Linked DNA regions of Homo sapiens: region 1 is linked to region 2. Evidence: chromatin contacts called from ENCODE Hi-C or POLR2A ChIA-PET data. All regions are on one chromosome and are shown on one strand. The core of a region is the stretch at or near the end of the contact, and the rest is flanking DNA. Distances in the headings are between cores, read along the strand shown.

Evidence for each region. Hi-C counts contacts between places; a loop is a spot of excess contacts on that map. ChIA-PET counts read pairs that join two places held with the same protein, here RNA polymerase II (POLR2A). Pooled maps may share reads with other maps.
Region 1: a map of CD4-positive, alpha-beta memory T cell shows a loop between it and region 2 (4-fold over the local background). The contact joins the promoter of NCL here to the enhancer-like site in region 2. A Hi-C loop is called at or near these places in 8 of 168 maps with a recorded cell type or tissue (B cell, CD4-positive, alpha-beta T cell, CD4-positive, alpha-beta memory T cell and 4 more), 10 of 37 single-sample maps with no recorded cell type and 19 of 50 pooled maps. POLR2A ChIA-PET finds 5 or more read pairs at or near these places in 29 of 52 experiments (A549, AG04449, AG04450 and 22 more).

What each region holds. Positions count from the first base shown.
Region 1 is chr2:231,463,171-231,466,074 of GRCh38, forward strand. NCL (nucleolin) reads right to left here and starts at 1,314. Exons shown (of 14, transcript NM_005381.3): 1 at 1,166-1,314; 2 at 30-146. The coding sequence starts at 1,183. RefSeq lists enhancers at 382-1,053, 959-1,008, 1,054-1,723, 1,069-1,258, 1,769-1,868 and silencers at 573-942, 1,289-1,638.
Region 2 is chr2:231,596,446-231,599,145 of GRCh38, forward strand. LOC124906122 (a long non-coding RNA gene) reads left to right here. Exons shown (of 3, transcript XR_007088120.1): 3 at 398-1,437. Among named protein-coding and RNA genes, the nearest start is that of TEX44, 4.9 kb to the left of the region's middle. RefSeq lists an enhancer at 670-849. Within about 2 kb of position 1,400, at least 9 of the 41 ENCODE cell types and tissues checked have a DNase peak (open chromatin) inside an H3K27ac peak, as active enhancers do; they include GM12878 and ascending aorta, where a contact is called at or near this core.

The DNA.
Region 1 (2,904 bases), core at 64-2,563, 130 kb before region 2:
TAATTCTGCATTAAGTTGGATAAAATTACCTCTTCTCCACTGCTATCATCTTCTTCATCTTCTGACATTTCCTCATCTTCACTATCTTCTTCTACCTCCTTTGGAGGAGGAGCCATTTTCTTGGGGTCACCTTGATTTTTACCTGCCTAAAATGGACACAAATAGATCATTACACCTCCACCTCGACATTTCAGGCCATTCATATTTTGCCATTAGTGTTCATACGCCATCATCTCCGTCCTCAGATCCATTTCTCATAGTGCCAAACACCACAACTAACATAGAAACTACTCCTGATGGCAATGCAAGAGGGACTACTCTCAACCGCCCACATTTTTCCTCCCAGGCTTTACCAACAGAAAACCTGCCCTAAGGTAAAAAGTCAACCTGAGGAAATGATTTCTCCTCCCGTTACCTTAGTTAAGCACAACCGTGTTTTAATACTACAAATCCCGGTACTTTATTCTACCACCCTCATCTGAATCCAAATTAACGGTGAAGATCATTAAGGCACTTAAAAAAATGACTACCTTGATTTTCTCATGAAGCTTATGCCTTTCCCAGCGAGACAACCCCGCCCCTTAAAGAGGCGGCGCGGCCACGTGGGGGTACCTGGTAGGCCACCACGTGCCCGAAACACAGCGCAAAAGGCACGCGGCAGAGCCACCTTCCGGGGCCCACCACGTGTCGGCTTGCCAGGCCGGGGCGGAGACATCCGAGCGCAGCCGGGACTCCGACTAGGGCCGATACCGCCATTTCCCGGCCCAAGGCACCCGGTCCCTCTGGAGATTCCAGGACCCACGCGGCGCGGCCCACGTGGCAGGCCGCGCTCCCGGGCACGTGCGTCAGGAGTCGAGTCCCAGCTCGTACGCGTCGCAAAAGTTTGGTCTCATCTCTCCACCCCGAGGCCCAGCGCCCCCTCCCCGCGCTCAGTGACTCTGTCTTTCCCGCCGCGTTCGCCGCCCCCAGCACCTGCAGAAGCTCTTCACCTCGCCACCAAGTAGCCAGAAGCCGCGAGACCTCCCCACTAATCGCGCGAGACTTCCCGCAGCATGGCGCCCTAGAACGCGCCCGGGACTGCGCGCAGGCCCTCCTCCCCGCGGCGCCGCGCTCGCCCCTCGGAAAGCAGGCCTACACGTCTGCGCTCGCGCTCAAGGCCGTTTACCTTCGCGAGCTTCACCATGATGGCGGCGGAGTGTGAAGCGGACAAGTGGCGCAGATGAGTCCAGAAGAAGCCAAGCGACGGCGATGGCGGCCGCGGGTGCTGAAGATCCCGGAGCACGTACACCCGAAGGCCAGCGAGAGCTCGAGACTGAGGCGAAAGACTGAGCCTGCCCAGTAATCGCCTGTGGAAAGGCGACGACGGCGCCCTCGTGACTCCGCGCCGACCAACCAAAGCTCGCGGCCGTCCCCATGAGCCAATCGCGAGCCTCTAACCGTGAACGGCGCGGGGCGGGGAGTAGGCGGGCCGAGGCGGCCACGGGAGGGGGAGGGGCTGGCAACGGCGCCGTGGGGGCGGGGCTCGCTTTGTGCAAGGTCCGCGCTGATTGGGCCGTGGGCGCGCGGGTCCCGGCCTGCGTCGTGGGACTGGCGTTTTTGGCGCCGGCTGTGAGGGGAGCGCGGGGGTGGTGGAATCGGGCGGTCTCCGGTTCGCCAATGTGGCTGGGTCCGTAGGCTTGGGCAGCCTTGGAGTTCCTCAGAGACCCCGCGCTCGGTCCCGGCACGCACTCACGCCGCGGCTCCTGGTGGCCCTGGAGCGAGGAGTCCGCCAGCACCGGAAGTTCAGGGACCGCGGAGTTCCCGTTGGCCCTTTTGGAGGCACAGCTTATCCCTGCTTGCCCGCGAGCATGGGGCCGGAGGCACCCCCCGGCTGCAGGCAGTCTCCTGAGAGCTGTTAATAAAGGCAGTCGCGGGTCTGTGCGAGGTTTTCTGTGAGAAATGCACGAACCTCCCCTACCCCACAGAACCTCAAGCGGGAGATATTTCTCGACATGGGGAACGGCCTCGGAGAAGTAACTTTCTGGCCTCACAGGGCAGGGAGAGGGGCCTGGGAGGGCCGACCGCAGAGCCGGGCCTTTGACCGCCCACAGGTTCCCTGGTTATTATTTGGGTCGAATGCGCCAATTAAGGTGGTGGCTGCGAAGTCAGTGTCACCAGATGGCCCGGGAGCAGGTCGAGAGCCACCGGCAGGGTTCCCCGGCGGCAGGGCGAAGGAGGCCGCCAGTGACTTCCACGGTTAGCTTTGTGGGTGGGTCTCACTCGATGCCGGGCTTAGCAAACCAGAGCATTTCCCTCCGTCCAGGGCCTGCCGGGGATCCATCCCATCCATAGGTCCAGCTATGGATCCATCCATACCTCATTGTTCCTACAGAACCAGGATATCTGCAGCTACGGCTGTACTTGTTAAAAATCACCTCAGGCCGGGCGCGGTGGCTCAGATCCGCAATCCCAGCATTTTGGGAGGCCGAGGCGCATGAACCGGGGAGGCGGAGGTTGCAGTGAGCCGAGATCGCCCACTGCACTCCAGCCTGGGCGACAGAGCGAGACTCCGTCTCAGAAAGAAAAGCATTTGTTAAGGCCGGGTGCGATGGCTCATGCCTGTAATCCCAGTACTTTGGGAGGCTGATGCAGGAGGATCGCTTGAGTCCAGGAACTTGAGACCGGCCTGGGTAATATAATGCGACCCTGTCTCCACACAAAAAATAATTAGCGGGCATGGTGGCGCTCGCCTGGAGTCCCAGCTACTCGGGAGGCTGAGGTGAGAGGATCGCTTGAGCCCAGGAGGCGGAGGTTGCAGTGAGCCGAGATCGCGTCATTGAACTCCAGCCTGAGGAACAAGAGCGAAACCCCATCTCAAAAAAAAAAAAAAGAAAGAAAATAAAATTATTTGTTAAATGAATGAAG
Region 2 (2,700 bases), core at 150-2,649:
AGAGGGCGATCAAGCTGCCAGGGTGACCTCAAAATGTGCTCATTCATGCTTTTTTTTTTTTTTGAGACGGATTCTCACTCTGTCGCCCAGACTGGAGTGCAATGGCGCGATCTCTGCTCACTGCAACCCCCGCCTCCTGGGTTCAAGTGATTCTCCTGCCTCAGCCTCCCGAGTAGCTGGGATTACAGGCATGCACCACCATGCCTGGCTAATTTTTGTATTTTTAGGAGAGACAGGGTTTTGCCATGTTGGCCAGGCTGGTCTCAAACCCCAGACCTCAGGTGATCTGCCCGCCTCAGACTCCCAAAGAACTGGGATTACAGGCATGAACCACCGCACCCAGCCTCACTCATGCTTTCAATAAATTTTTTTTCTTTTCTTTTTTTTTTTTTTTTAGATGGAGTCTTGCTCTGTCGCCAGGCTGGAGTGCAGTGGCGCAATCTCGTCTCACTGCAACCTCCGCCTCCTGGGTTCAAGCGATTCACCTGTCTCAGCCTCCTGAGTAGCTGGGATTACAGGCACGTACCACCACGCCCAGCTAATTTTTGTATTTTTAGTACAGTTGGGGTTTCACCATGTTGGCCACACTGGTCTCGAACTCCTGACCTCAGGTAATCCGCCCTCCTCAGTCTCCCAAAATGCGGGGATTACAGGCGTGAGCTACCGCACCTGACCTCAACAAATACTTTTTAAACATCCACTATGTGCCCGGCACTGCTAGACACTGAGACCACAAGGGTGAACCAGCCATCACAAGGGTGAACCAGCCATCAGAAGGAACAGAAACCTAACTCAAACCAGATTAAGCAAAGAGATGAGTCAACCAGCACAACGGCCGGGTGTGGGCCAGGCCAGGCCAGGGCCAGGGCTCACCCTGGTCCTCAGGGCTCTGCCGTTCCGGCTCGGCTCCCCGGGGCTGGCCCCCTCCGTGCTCAGGCAGCTCAGTCACCTTCCGAGAAAAGAGAAGCTTGTTCCCACTGGCTCTGGCAAGAGAGTTGGGGGAGGACGCCGCCAGGCCTGGCTTGGTGCCTGTGCCCTCCCCTGAACCAATCACTGAGGCCACGGGAATGAAATCCCTCATCACCGGGCCTGGGGCCAGGGTCAGACCAGAATTGGGGCCTTCCTAGGGGAAGGGATGCTGGGCCCACCACCAGCAGAGTGGTAGCAAGTGTGTCCTTTGGGTCCAGCTGTCTTGAATCCTGACTCCCTCCCACAAACTGTGTCACCTTCATCTTCCCGTGCTGTTTTCTCATCTACAAAGTGATAATAGTACCTCTGCATAAGACTGTTGTGAGGATTAAATGAGTTAATGTGTCAAGTGCCTAGAACAGTGCGTGGCACGTAGTCGAGTGCTATGTGGGCCTGATGACTACTGCAGACGGGCCTGCGCAGCTGTGTGCCAGCGCATTCATGACTTCATTCCAAGGGGAGTAAACATGGGGGTGCAGCAGCTGCACATTGGCAATTACCTGAGCTGGGTCTTTGCTGTTGGAGAGAGAAGGGCAAAGGCCTGGCAGTGTGGTGATGGTGCCACCTTCGTGCAGGAGGGTGATGGGGGTGGGGGCTGCTCTATGAGGAGATGGTCCAGACCTATGGAACTCAGGCTGGCAGGGAGGGGTGGCAAAGCAAAGGGAAAGGAGACATTGCAGGTGACCAGCTGGATTGAGGGGCCAGGAAAACATGATTCCTGGGTGATTTGGGCCTGGGCAGTTAGGAGACTTGAGGTGTCCCTGACAGGTGGTGGGACATGAGGAAAGGGTTAGTGGAGGCTGGTGGGAAAGGACTGGATCATGTGTTTGTTTTTTTTGTTTGCTTTTGGTGTTTTTTTTTGTTTGTTTGTTTTGTTTTATTTTGTTTTTGTTTGTATAGTTTTTTCTCACTATGTTGCCCAGGCTGGTCTCAAACTCCTGGAGTCAAGCAATCCTCCTGCCTTGGCCTCCCAAAGTGCTGGGTTACAGGCGTGAGCCACTGTCCCAGGCATGTTTGCTTTTAGAAATATTGAGTTTCAGCCAGGTGCGGTGCTGTAATCCCAGCACTCTGGGAGGCCGAGGTGGGTGGATCACCTGAGGTCAGGAGTTTGAGACCAGCCTGGCCAACATGGTGAAACCCTGTCTCTACTAAAAATACAAAAAATTAGCTGGGTGTGGTGGTGGGAACCTGTAATCCCAGCCACTCAGGAGGCTGAGGCAGGAGAATCGCTTGAACCCAGGAGGCGGAAGTTGCAGTGAGCCAAGATCGCGCCACTGCACTCCAGCCTGGACAACAAGAGCGAAACTCCATCTCAAAAGAAAAAGAAAAGTGGCAAGCTAGCACACTTTCTCCCATCAAAGTGTTTATGAGGGGCTAGTATTAACACCTAGAAGTCACTGCTACTCAACAAGGACAGAGCTCATGCCTAGAACAGGGAAAAGTTATGAAGTCCCACTGGAACCACACAACTCTGCCTTGCATTGCATTCTGCAGGGACAAGTTCCCGGTCCCCCAGGGGGCTGTGACAGCCACGCCACATTGGTTGCTTTGTCTCCAGGGCCCCACCACTGGCCAACTCACTCTGTGCTGCCTTGAAACCCACTCAGTCCAGTGTCTGCTGGACGGACCCTCCCTGCTAGCTCTTCTTGATCCTTCCCTCCTTGCTGTGGGGTAAACAGTTGTGTTGGCAAACCCACCTGGCAACACATGGGGACCCCCAGGGATCCAAGT